Linked DNA regions of Homo sapiens: all the other regions are linked to region 1. The links are chromatin contacts, found by Hi-C or POLR2A ChIA-PET in ENCODE. All regions are on one chromosome and are shown on one strand. The core of a region is the stretch at or near the end of the contact, and the rest is flanking DNA. Distances in the headings are between cores, read along the strand shown. Region 1 holds the start of CCNT2-AS1 (CCNT2 antisense RNA 1). Region 2 holds the start of SMPD4 (sphingomyelin phosphodiesterase 4). Region 3 holds the start of LINC03124 (long intergenic non-protein coding RNA 3124).

The links. A loop is a pair of places that touch in the nucleus more often than their neighbours do. ChIA-PET counts read pairs that join two places held with the same protein, here RNA polymerase II (POLR2A). Pooled maps may share reads with other maps.
Region 2: a loop to region 1 is called in a map of CD8-positive, alpha-beta T cell, with 13 times the contacts of the local background. The contact joins the promoter of SMPD4 here to the promoter of CCNT2-AS1 in region 1. A Hi-C loop is called at or near these places in 2 of 168 maps with a recorded cell type or tissue (CD4-positive, alpha-beta T cell and CD8-positive, alpha-beta T cell), 1 of 37 single-sample maps with no recorded cell type and 15 of 50 pooled maps. POLR2A ChIA-PET finds 5 or more read pairs at or near these places in 1 of 52 experiments (CD4-positive, alpha-beta T cell).
Region 3: a map of gastrocnemius medialis shows a loop between it and region 1 (9-fold over the local background). The contact joins the promoter of LINC03124 here to the promoter of CCNT2-AS1 in region 1. A Hi-C loop is called at or near these places in 1 of 168 maps with a recorded cell type or tissue (gastrocnemius medialis), 2 of 37 single-sample maps with no recorded cell type and 10 of 50 pooled maps.

The regions. Positions count from the first base shown.
Region 1 is chr2:134,916,384-134,920,336 of GRCh38, forward strand. It overlaps CCNT2-AS1 (CCNT2 antisense RNA 1), which reads right to left and starts at 2,223. Exons shown (of 5, transcript NR_036549.1): 1 at 2,180-2,223. CCNT2 (cyclin T2) reads left to right here and starts at 2,439. Exons shown (of 9, transcript NM_058241.3): 1 at 2,439-2,629; 2 at 3,427-3,508. The coding sequence starts at 2,472. RefSeq lists enhancers at 1,349-1,398, 1,408-2,081, 2,159-2,318, 2,469-2,738, 2,949-3,038 and a silencer at 2,079-2,148.
Region 2 is chr2:130,179,419-130,183,371 of GRCh38, forward strand. It overlaps SMPD4 (sphingomyelin phosphodiesterase 4), which reads right to left and starts at 2,184. Exons shown (of 20, transcript NM_017951.5): 1 at 2,112-2,184. It overlaps MZT2B (mitotic spindle organizing protein 2B), which reads left to right and starts at 2,844. Exons shown (of 3, transcript NM_025029.5): 1 at 2,844-3,034; 2 at 3,209-3,357. The coding sequence starts at 2,865. RefSeq lists enhancers at 1,096-1,892, 3,793-3,953 and silencers at 1,940-2,079, 2,590-3,099.
Region 3 is chr2:131,680,595-131,684,547 of GRCh38, forward strand. LINC03124 (long intergenic non-protein coding RNA 3124) reads left to right here and starts at 1,905. Exons shown (of 10, transcript NR_167889.1): 1 at 1,905-2,394. RefSeq lists an enhancer at 1,338-1,457 and a silencer at 1,828-1,877.

The DNA.
Region 1 (3,953 bases), core at 973-3,472:
TGTGAACCACTGCGCCCTGCCTAGATCCATATCTAAGTACAGGTTGAGTATCCCTAAATCTGAGAATCAGAAACACTCCAAAACCCAAAACTTCAAGCCCCCACATGACATTCAAAGGAAATGTTCATTGGCGCATTTCAGATTTAGAATTTTTGGATTAGGATGCTCAATGGCTAAGTTTATAATTCAAATATTTCAAAACCTAAAAAAACCTGAAATCCAAAACACATCTGGTCTCAAGCATTTCAGATACGTGATACTCAACCTGTATTACTTTGGGAGACGGTACTATTGTAAATGGCATTTTTAAATTATAAATTCCAATTGTTCATTGCTGGTGTATAGGAAAACTGACTTTTGTATTCAACCTTATATCCTAAAATTTTACAGAAGAAGTTTTATGTCTTCCTTCCCAATATGTATATACTTTTAATTTACTTTTCTTGTTAGCTAGAACACCCAGTACCACGTTGAAAAGACTGGTGAGAGGGGACATGCTTGCCTTGTGTCAGACTTTAGGTGGAAAGAATGTAGTTTCTCACAACAGAAACAATCTATTGTTAGCTGCAGAATTTTTGTAGATGCTCTTTATCAAGTTGAGGAAGTTCTCCTTTATTCCCAGTTTGCTGAGTTTTTATCATGAATGGATGTTGAGGATGGGCACTTCTTTTATTTGTGTGTGTGTGTGACAGGATCTCACTCTGTCACCCAGGCTGGGGTGCAACCTCACCTCTCAGGTTGAAGCGATACTCCCAAGGAGCTAGGACTACAGACGCCACCACATCCAGCTAATTTTTTAAAAAACTTTTGTAGAGGTGGGGTCTCATTATGTTGCCCAGGCTGGTCTAGAACACTTTGGCCTCCCAAAGTGCTGGGATTACAGCCGGGAAACACTGCACCTGGCCAAGGGTTTGCACTTTTAAAATGTTGCTTTAAATCAATCTATTCCAGAAATTGTAAGCAACATAAAACGTAAAGCAAGGGAAGTGAGTATGAAATAGCAACTGTTACAAAAACTGCCTACTATAATCAATATTCTTGTGCAATGCAGTATGCTGAGCGTGGGAGCCCCATAACAATCACTTGCCTCCATGGTCTTTGGCAAATAGATATTACTTTATTTTTTATTTTCGAGACAAGGTCTTGCACTATCGCCCAAGCTGGGGTGCAGCAGCGAGATCTAGCTCACCGCAGCCTCCACCTCCTGGGCTCAAGCCATCCTCCCACTTCAGCCTCGGGAGTAGCTGGGACTACAGGCGCGCCACCAAACCTGGCTAATTTTTGTATTTTTGGTAGAGACGGGGTATCGCCATGTTGCCCTTGCCCTCGAACTCCTGACCTCAAGTGATCGGCCCACTGGACCTCCCCAAGTGCTGAGATTACAGGCGTGAGCCACCGTGCCCGGCCTCCAAATAGTTAAGACTTTAAACTTAGAAACCCTATTCACAACACAAACTCCGAGTGAAGCTCAGTGGCATTTTCTTACAGGAAGAAATACAGGAGTTAATCAACAGGTATGTGGGATGTTCCCACATCAAATCCTAAAGATAAAATTTTAACTCAGTTCCTCCTGCACTATCTGATTCTCCCCAACCTTGTCTCGCAGAAACCACAGCGCAGCCTGAAAACACGCCCCGTCTAGATTCAACACCTCATTTAGAAATTCAATTTCTCGTTGCTAGTTGGATAGCGTTTGCCAAGTAATTTGAAAAAATAAAAATAAACCAAGTGGTCTGGGATTTAAACAAGATAATGTAGGGTGAAAAAAGCACTCAGGTGCGGACAGCCATGGAGCGTGACTTCCTGTGCACTCTTTCCCCGCCAGCTCAACGCCAGAGCCGCGCGCTAGGCGGAGACTGTTGGTGGCGGAGGCCGGAGTCGCACGCCTACGAGACTGCGCGGACCCGCCCAAAAGGAAAATGGAAGTAGTGGCGTGAGGCTGCGACAGTGAAGGTTATTTTTCTCTTTTTAAAGGGCCGCTAGACCTCCCGTCTAAAGGAAGCGCCCGACGGGCCTCCGAAGTACACGCCCAGGCCCCCACAGCGCAGCCGCCCGACCGCCTCTCTTCACACCGGCCAGAGTCCACCCTCTCCCACTTTCCCCTCCCCTCCCCTCCCCGCCCCTTCCCTCCCCACCCCTTCGCCCCGCCAACCCTAGACCCGGCATGCGCTGCGCCGACCTTTTCCTTCCGAGCCGACCTCTCCACCTTCGGCGCCTCCCAATGACAAGCGGCGCGGAGCATTGTGGTCCCGTGCGCAAGAGCGAGGCCGAGGGCAGAAAAAGAAAGCAAAAGACTAGGGCGAGTCGGTAGAGCGGGCCCCGCGCATGCGCAAGGGCGGAGGCGGTGGTGAAAAAGGGTGGTGCGTGGTCTACGGCGAGCGGAGTGGGGCGGGGTCGCGCGCCTTGGCGGGGAGTCCGCGAGCCAGGAGGGGCGGGGGGTGAATGAAGGAGCGGGCGGAGGAGGAAGTGTCATGGCGTCGGGCCGTGGAGCTTCTTCTCGCTGGTTCTTTACTCGGGAACAGCTGGAGAACACGCCGAGCCGCCGCTGCGGAGTGGAGGCGGATAAAGAGCTCTCGTGCCGCCAGCAGGCGGCCAACCTCATCCAGGAGATGGGACAGCGTCTCAATGTGTATCCTTTTCTGTTCGCCGCCGCTCACGCCCTGTTTCCCTTGCCCGGTCGCCGGGCCTGGTGCCCCGCGAACATGGCGCCGCCGGCCTCGGCCTTCGCTGGGCCTCGGCGCCGCGGTCAGGGAAGTAATGTTCCGGCTCGGGCAGTCGCGAGGGGTCAGCAGAGGAAGGGAGGAGGAGATAGGACCCCAGGAATGCGGGCCAGGAGCCTGCGTTGTGTAATCTGTTTGGGGCAGCGCGTGGTGGTGGCGGCGGGGGTTGGGAGTGTGGCTCAGGCGAAAGAGGAATTTTAGGGATTATTGCAGAAAAGGGGCGGCTCCCTGGACTTGTCCCTGACCCCGAAGGGTTTGAGAGGTAGGAGGGTTAGCGATGCTGAAAGGCCTAAGTGTTTGCCGCAGCCTTTCCCGGCTCTCGTCGCCGGCTTGATGGCGGCTCTCTTCTACCTTGGGAGCGTACTGGAGTTCTTTATGTTCTTGGCGTGGTTTTGTATGGGTGTGTGCGCGCGCGTTTCAACTGTTTCATTTTGAGTTTAGTTAGTCGTAGCCATTGATAAATAGTTCCAGGGCCCTCAGCGCTGTTAGAGTGAAAAGATCAGCAGTTCTTATTCCCATTTATTTGGCGTCAAGCCTATTCTCTTCCTGCCGCCCCACCCCCCGCGGGCATTTATTTCTTTATTTCCAGTTTGGGGTTTGGATTTGAATGGGAGGTATTGGAAAAGAACCTGGGAATTTTCCATCAAAATTGTTCTGGGAATGAGATCTTGCTTTTGTCAGATATTTCCTAAATATTACGTTCCAGCTCTCAGCTTACAATAAACACTGCGATTGTTTATATGCACAGGTTTTATATGCACCATTCTTTCACCAAATTCAACAAAAATGTAAGTACTAGTTGTCTGTTTTTACTGTCCGCAAATTTGAGGGTAAATCGATACGCAGAAAAAAAGTTGGTCATTGCGTTGTTGGATTTAGTGTTCTGAATTAACGGTAAACGTATATCACGTGATAAATATTTTGCTTCAGATGCGGTGTTTTTGTGTTTTTAAAATTTATGATGAATTAAACTGCAAGGCACTGTTAAGCTCTGCCAGGCCTTTTAAGCTAAAAAAGAAAAACATTTATTTCTTTACAGAGTTATTACATAGGTTTTCTTCATTTAAATTCTATACTTAACATTTGAATAATTTCAGTAGTGATGTACAGTGGAATTGGGCAAGCCTGGTCGTTCTGTGATACATCTTAATTATGTTGGACTCATTGTTTAAAAGACTGTCAATTGAGATTAAATTAATTATGACATTCTTTTGAAAGAGCTATTTAGTAGAA
Region 2 (3,953 bases), core at 934-3,433, 4.7 Mb before region 1:
CCTCTTTTTTCTTTTTTTGACTGAGTCTCACTCCATCATCTCACTGCAACCTCCACCTCCAAAGTTCAAACGGTTCTCGTGCCTCAGCCTCCCGAGTAGCTGGGATTACAGGGGCCTGCCACCACAGGCTGCCTAATTTTTCTATTTTTAGTAGAGGCGGGTTTCCCTATGCTGGCCAGGCTGGTCTCAAATTCCTGGCCTCAAGTGATCCGCTGCCTCAGCCTCCCAAAGTGCCGACTTTTTCAATTCTTTTTTGAGATGGAGTCTCGCTCCGTTGCCAAGCTGGAGTCCAATGGCATGATCTCGGCTCACTGCAACTTCCGACTCCCTGGTTCAAGCAATTCTCCTGCCTCAGCCTCCCGAGTAGCTGGAATTACAGGCACATGCCACCACATCCAGTTAATTTTTGTATTTTTAGTAGAGATGGGGTTTCACTATGTTGGCCAGACTGGTCTCAAACTCCTGACCTCGTGATCAGCCCTCCTCGGCCTCCCAAAGTGCAGAGATTACAGACGTGAGTCACCATGCCCGGCCGCTTTTTCTTTTTTCTCCTTTTTTTTTTTTTGAGATGGTCTCGCTCTGTCGCCCAGAGTGGAGTGCAGTGGCGCGATCTGGGCTCACTGCAAGCTCCGCCTCCCGGGTTCACGCCATTCTCCTGCCTCAGCCTCCCTAGTAGCTGGGATTACAGGCGCCCGCCACCACGCCCGGCTAATTGTTTTTTGTATTTTTAGTAGACAGGGTTTCACGTGTTAGCCAGGATGGTCTCGATCTCCTGACCTCGTGATCCGCCCGCCTCAGCCTCCCAAAGTGCTAGGATTACAAGCGTGAGCCACTGCGCCCGGCCAGCTTTCTCTTTTTCTTTTTTCAGACGGAGTCTCGCTCTGGGCTCTGTCGCACAGGCTGGAGTGCAGTGGCGCGATCTCAGCTCACTGCAACCTCCGCCTCGCGGGTGCAAGCAATTCTCTTACTCAGCCTCCCAAGTGGCTGGGATTACAGGCGCCCGCTACCACGCCCGGCTAATTTTTGTATTTTTTACTAGAGACGAGGTTTCACCATCTTGGCCAGGCTGGTCTTGAACTCCTGACCTCGTGATCCACCCGCCTGGGCCTCCCAAAGTGCTGGGATTACAGGCGTGAGTCACCGCTCCCGGCCTCAATTCTTAACCTAGCTATCAACTGCAGTGTTAAAGAAAAACGCCTCAGTCCTAAGGCACTTGGTCAAGAAAACGCTGCACTACTACAAAATGATCAAAGCAGCATTAAACTGTGGACTGTTCGGTAAGTGCGGAGCTCTAGAGACGATGAAGGGGAGAGCATCTCTGCTCAGAAGAAGCTTTCATGGGCAGCGACTGAAAGAATGAGGCCCAGAGGAATTTCTAGGAAATTTCCAAGAAAGGAAATTCAAACCCGAGAATTCCCAAGAGGTGTCTCCCACACCCCTGTTATCTGACTCTGCCATGGCCACCCTCCCCCGTCACAGGTCTCTGCGTGCCATGCACCTAGAGTCCACTTCATGGCGACTCTCCAACACCTATTTTCTCCAGGAGCTGCTTCGGACCCCGTTTGTTTTTTGTTTTGTTTTGTTTTTCTGACAGCGACAGCCCTTGGGCAACGCTAATCATTCCAAGCAAATTCTGTCATGCCAAGACCTCCCTTAACAGCACGCGCCCACTTGTTCCCAACTCTCCTGCCAATTGGGCTTCGGGAGCCTCCAAAACCAAGGCTCGGAGATGTGGAGCACACAGGGGAAGGGTCGAGCTGGGACCCACACCCGGCTCTTACACCCACACCGCCTGTTGAGCCCAAGGCTCAACTTCAACACAAAGCTCTCCTTCCCTCAATTCCTTCAACGAAGGTTAACCTTCAGCGAACACCTACCGGACCGGGACAGAGTGTACGAGCCGCGCGGGAAGGTGGCACAAAGGCATGGCCCAGAGGGGTGGCAGAAGACTCAACCGGGGCCCTCCACTCCCCAGCCTGCCCTGCCTGGGCAGAGCCGGCTGGCCGGCCCGAGTCCTGGGGCTCGCGGAGGAACGGAGATGGCCTCCGCAGGGGCTCGGGGAAGCCCCCAGGGCGCCGGACCGTCTCAGGCGCGCATCCCGCGCCACTCACCTGTGGGATCCATAGCGTCGCTCGCCTCAGAGATGGAAGCCGCCATTCCGCCACGGCGCCGAAAGTCGTCATCAAGCTGCGCGCAGAGCCACGCCCCGCGGCCGGGCGGGAAAAGCGCTTCCACCTCTTTGGGCCGTTACCTCAAAAGGCGCGTGCGCAAAGCGAAGGCCGGCCGGGCGGGGAAGAGAAATGGCGAGGCAGGAGTGCGGGGGAGGGAGTGGTCCTTAGCTGAATGCGCCTGCGTTGTGGCGGCCTCCGGCGCCCCAAGGTACTTTCTCCCCAGCAAGGAATCCGCGTGCGCGTAAGCAGTATTGTTGATTAGTGCCCCCCCCTTCCCCCCGCCCGCCCCGAAAAGCGACCCCTAGTGGTGCACCGGTGCGGACCAGAAAATTGCACGCTTTCTTGAAAGAGGCATTTACCGAGCGCCCAATGTATGCCTGGCACTGGGCTGGGTGCTGCCACCTAAGCGAGCACGACCAATGCAGTCTATCAGGGAGGCCCAGATCGCCAAGCAGCGGACCCCTGCGGTCCGCCATGCCACTCCCGGCTCCTAGAGCGCCGCTCAGCACACCGTGAGCGCCCAATAACTGTTGGGCTTCAATGACGCCGCGGAGGCGGCCCCGTCCCCGCGCTCCCGCCCCTCCCGCCAGGGCAGCCCGGGAGGCCAGACGTTGACGCTGCAGGGAGAGGGTGGTGGGCGCAGCCGCTAGGGGGCGCGGCGGGGCGGAGCGCACCTTTCCGCGGGCCGCGGGGATGGCGGCGCAGGGCGTAGGGCCTGGGCCGGGGTCGGCGGCGCCCCCGGGGCTGGAGGCGGCCCGGCAGAAGCTGGCGCTGCGGCGGAAGAAGGTGCTGAGCACCGAGGAGATGGAGCTGTACGAGCTGGCGCAGGCGGCGGGCGGCGCTATCGACCCCGACGTGTTCAAGTGAGCGGGGCGGGTGGGGGCCGCATGCTAGCCAGACACCCCCCGACCTCTGCTTTCCGGGTACGCCCGGCCCGCTGGTCGGGAGGAGCCCCCGCCCCCGTCCTTGTCGGGTCTTCAGGGAGGTGGCCGCGCCGGGCGGAGAGGGCTCACCGGCCCCGCGTCTGTCCCCGCCAGGATCCTGGTGGACCTGCTGAAGCTGAACGTGGCCCCCCTCGCCGTCTTCCAGATGCTCAAGTCCATGTGTGCCGGGCAGAGGCTAGCGAGCGAGCCCCAGGACCCTGCGGCCGTGTCTCTGCCCACGTCGAGCGTGCCCGAGACCCGAGGTCAGAGCTGGGCCCGCTGTCCCTGCCCCAGTGGCGGGGGTGGCGGGCGGGGAGGGGGCAGGCGCGGCACAGCGGCGGCGTGGCCCTGAGTGGCCAGGCCTGTCTGTCGGTCTAGGCCCAGCACCTGCAGGGCCCATCCGTGGGCTCTGCTCCTGGGCTTCGCTGCCAGCCTTAGGAGGCACGTCCAGGTCAGGTGGACGCAGAGTGCGTACCCCAGGGTGGTCCAGGCTGGGTAGGGCTCCTCCGCTTAGCTCCCCTCCACCTCTTCACTCAGGCCTTCATCCTACAACGTCGGGAATCAAGACAGTTTGGGGCTGGGCGCCCTGGCTCACGCCTATAATCTTTGGGACCCCAGGGCGGGAGGATCGTTTGAGGCCATGAGTTTTAGACCACTCTGGGTGACAGGGTGAGATCCTGTCTCTAAATGTTTTTCAAAAGACAGTCTCGATCTCTGTCCTGTGGTATACAGCATCCAGGGAAGTGCCCAGGGACCAGGGCAGGCAGAGGTCTTCCTGCCTTTACCCCACCTGGGCCCAGTTCCTGCGCAGGGGCTTGGCCAGTCCTGGTCAGCTTTCCCTCTGATGACTGCAGGAAGA
Region 3 (3,953 bases), core at 655-3,154, 3.2 Mb before region 1:
ATTTAATAAAGATGAGGCCCCTGGCAGTGAAGTGCTGGATGAGGCGCACCCCCTGGGGCATACCTGAACCTCCCCCAGGGCCTCGGCTGTGAGCTTTGATTATAGACACACCTGTGCCACAGCCCCTTCAGACTGCTCCCTTCACCTCTGAAAAACCAGACAGGATGCTTCTGTTCCTGGAAATGTGAATGCCCTTCGTGTGTTTTTTACTTTGACTATAAACTCATCTGCAACCAAAATATAGACTCCCACACAATAATAACGGGAGACTTTAACACCCTAATGTCAACATTAGACAGATCAACGAGACAGAAAGTTAACAAGGATATCCAGGAATTGAACTCAGCTCTGCACCAAGCAGACCTAATAGACATCTACAGAACTCTCCACCCCAAATCAACAGAATCTACATTCTTCTTAGCACCGCACAGCACTTATTCCAAAATTGACCACACAGTTGGAAGTAAAGCACTCCTCAGCAAATGTAAAAGAACAGAAATTATAACAAACTGTCTCTCAGACCACAGTGCAATCAAACTAGAACTCAGGATTAAGAAACTCACTCAAAACCACTCAACTACATGGAAACTGAACAACCTGCTCCTGAATGACTACTGGGTATATAACAAAATGAAGGCAGAAATAAAGATGTTCTTAGAAACCAATGAGAACAAAGACACAACATACCAGAATCTCTGAGACACATTTAAAGCAGTGTGTAGAGGGAAATTTATAGCACTAAATGCCCACAAGAGAAAGCAGGAAAGATCTAAAATTGACACCCTAACATCATAATGAAAAGAACTAGAGAAGCAACAGCAAACACATTCAAAAGCTAGCAGAAGGCAAGAAATAAGTAAGATCAGAGCAGAACTGAAGGAAATAGAGACACAAAAAACCCTTCAAAAAAATCAATGAATCCAGGAGCTGGTTTTTTGAAAAGATCAACAAAATTGATAGACCGCTAGCAAGACTCATAAAGAAGAAAAGAGAGAAGAATCAAATAGACGCAATAAAAAATGATAAAGGGGATATCACCACTGATCCCACAGAAATACAAGCTACCATCAGAGAATACTACAAACACCTCTACACAAGTACACTAGAAAATCTAGAAGGAAATGGATAAATTCCTGGACACATACACCCTCCCAAGACTAAACCAGGAAGAAGCTGAATCTCTGAATAGACCAATAACAGGCTCTGAAATTGAGGAAATAATTAATAGCCTCTCCCTGGGAATGGGCGGGCCTGGGTCCAGTCCACAGGGCCCCTCGTGGGCCCTGATGAAGGAAAGAGTTGAGATGGGGGCAGCGCTGGACCCCAGGGCCCCTGCCTGCCTCCTGGAGAGCCCGGTGACCCAGGCAGCCCTGGTGAGGCTGTGGGTGCCTGGGCCATAGCGAGGCCCGCGAGCTCCCACAGGACAGATGCGGACAGTGAGGCCGGGGAGGCCCTGCTGCCCTCCGAACTGTCCCTCCAGCCCCCAGCTTTCTGTGGTTCTCTGGGCCCCCTCTGCAGAGGGGCAGGGGAGCCCACCCTGGATCCTGAGACGCCAAGCTTGAGGGACCCCCAGAGCTCTAGCGAGGCTGCTTCCTTTGCGGATGGTGAAGCTGAGGTCCAGAGGAGGGCAGGGGCAGGTCCTGGGCGCTCCCTAGGCAAAGGGAGCCGATCTCCGGGAGGCGGTCACAGGGAGCGCTCCTGCGACTTCTAGGGCCCGAAAGCTGGGGAGGATGAGAGACCAGGGGCCTTTCGTCGTCCCCTGGGCTGGGCAGAGGCTCAGCCTGTGCCGCAACCCTAAGCGGCTTCTGGCAAGTCCGAGCCGCGGTCCCTTTAAGAGGGGGTGGAGCTTCAACCTGGCACTAGGGATGCTGCTAGCGTGCGTGTCCCTACGGAGCTGAGACTGCAGTTCCTGCGACGCCCCTGCAGCAGCAGCAGCGTGGTCAGAGCGAGCTTCTGAGCGGTGGTGGGTTCCATGTGATGGTGGAGTAGGAGACAGGTCTCCGCGGTCAGTGGCGGGGGCGTGGACCCCACCGGGAACCCTCCCTGCTCCTTCCCTGCCTCTCCCTGTTTTCGTGCCCGCACTTCTTCGTGGGCATCTGGGCCCGAGTCCTCCGCTTGGGGGCGGTTGTGCGGTCCTGGCTACTGCAGCGTCCGCACCCCGGCCGGGAAGGCTATGCCAATGTCCGACCCGCGTCCAGCGTATAGGAGCGCCCTGGCCCACAGCTGGCGGTAAAACGCGGGACCTGGGTCCCTCGGAGCCCCAGGGGCCTCTGAGCTGGAGTCTAGGATTATTTTTGATGCCTCAGCACCTTTAAAAAGAGACCTCGCTAGAGCAGGGGGCATCTGTATTTTCAGTTCTTTGAGGAGTCTCCAGCTATTTAGCTGTTTTCCATGGTGTGTATCCTAATTTTCATTTCCACCTACAGTGTATGAGTTTCCCTTTCTCCAAAACCACACCCGCATTCCTACTATTTTTGGTTTGGGGTTTGTTTTGTTTTTGTTTTTGTTTTGAGACGGAGTCTTGCTCTGTCTTACAGGCTGGAGTGCAGTGGCGCCATCTCGGCCGACTGCAACCGCTGCCTGGTTTTAAGCAAGTCTCCTGTCTCAGCCTCCAGAGTAGCTGGGACTACAGGCGCCGCCACCATGCCCAGCTCATTTTTGTATTTTTAGTAGAGATGGGGTTTCACGATATTGGTCAGGCTGGTCTCAAACTCCTGACCTCAGGTGACCCACCTGCCTCAGCCTCGCAAAGTGCAGAGATTACAGGCATGAGACACCGTTCCCAGCCCCTCCTATTTTTTTAAAAAAATCAAGGAATATTCGATAAGTGTGAGATTATCTGTGTGTGGTTTTGAATTACAGTTTTCTAATGAATAGTTGATTTTGAGGACCTTATCTCTTATTTGTTGTTCGATTTTATGGCTGTGCAGAATTGTCTGTTCAGGTTCTTTGCAAAATATTAGATTGGATGCTTTTGCTACTTTGTAGTGTTTTTTGTGTACATATTAGATGACAACTCCTCGTGAATTACAAGATTGCCTGAAATTTTTGCCTAATCTATAGGATGCTTTTTTAATTGGAAAGTAGTTTTCTTTGATGTGCAGAAACTTTTCATGTTGATGTAGTCAACATGATATTTATTTTTGCGTTTCATGCATGTAATTTTCGTCACCCATATAAGAAAATAATATGTCAGTGACAAAGCATTTAATTGTCAATGAGGTTTTTCTTCCAGGGTGTTTATTTTCCTCTTTGCAAAGGTGAGCAGAGATTCAAGTGACCCAAAATATATGCTCATCCTGTGTTTTAGTTAAAAACATTTTGTAGTTTATGGTCTTTTGTTTTGCCTTCAATTTGGGGGAGTGGGTGTTCATTTTCATACATCGTGTAAAATAAGGTCCTATTTCTCGCTTCTGCATCTGGATATCATTTTTGTCAAAGGTATTCATTCTCTGCCTTCCACATTGCAGTGTTCTTTATCAAAGTCAGTTGATTGTGTCCATATTTGTGTTGATCATGTTTTTGTCCTCCCTGTTTTTGTCCATAGTTTATGCAAGTATCATATATCAGCTGTATAACTACAACTTGGCAGTGTAATTTGATATTAAGGATTGTGGGTCTTCACTTTGTATTTCTCAGGATTCCTTTAGATATTCATTGCTTTTGTGGTTCCCTGTGATTTTTAGCAATACGTATTTATTTCTGTTAACTTTTTTTCACAACATAAAGGTCCATAATTAGGGGTACATTTTCATACATACAGATTGGGTAATGATCAAATCAGGGTACTTAGGATCTCTATTTGCTCATCCAGGTTTTTTTTTTTTTTGTGGGGAGAACATTCAAAATTCTCCCTTCTTACTCTAGAAAAATATGATATTGTTAACTCCAGTCACCAGGCTGAGGAGGAGAACCTCAGATTTGTTCCTTTAATGTTAAGATAACTTTGTTTC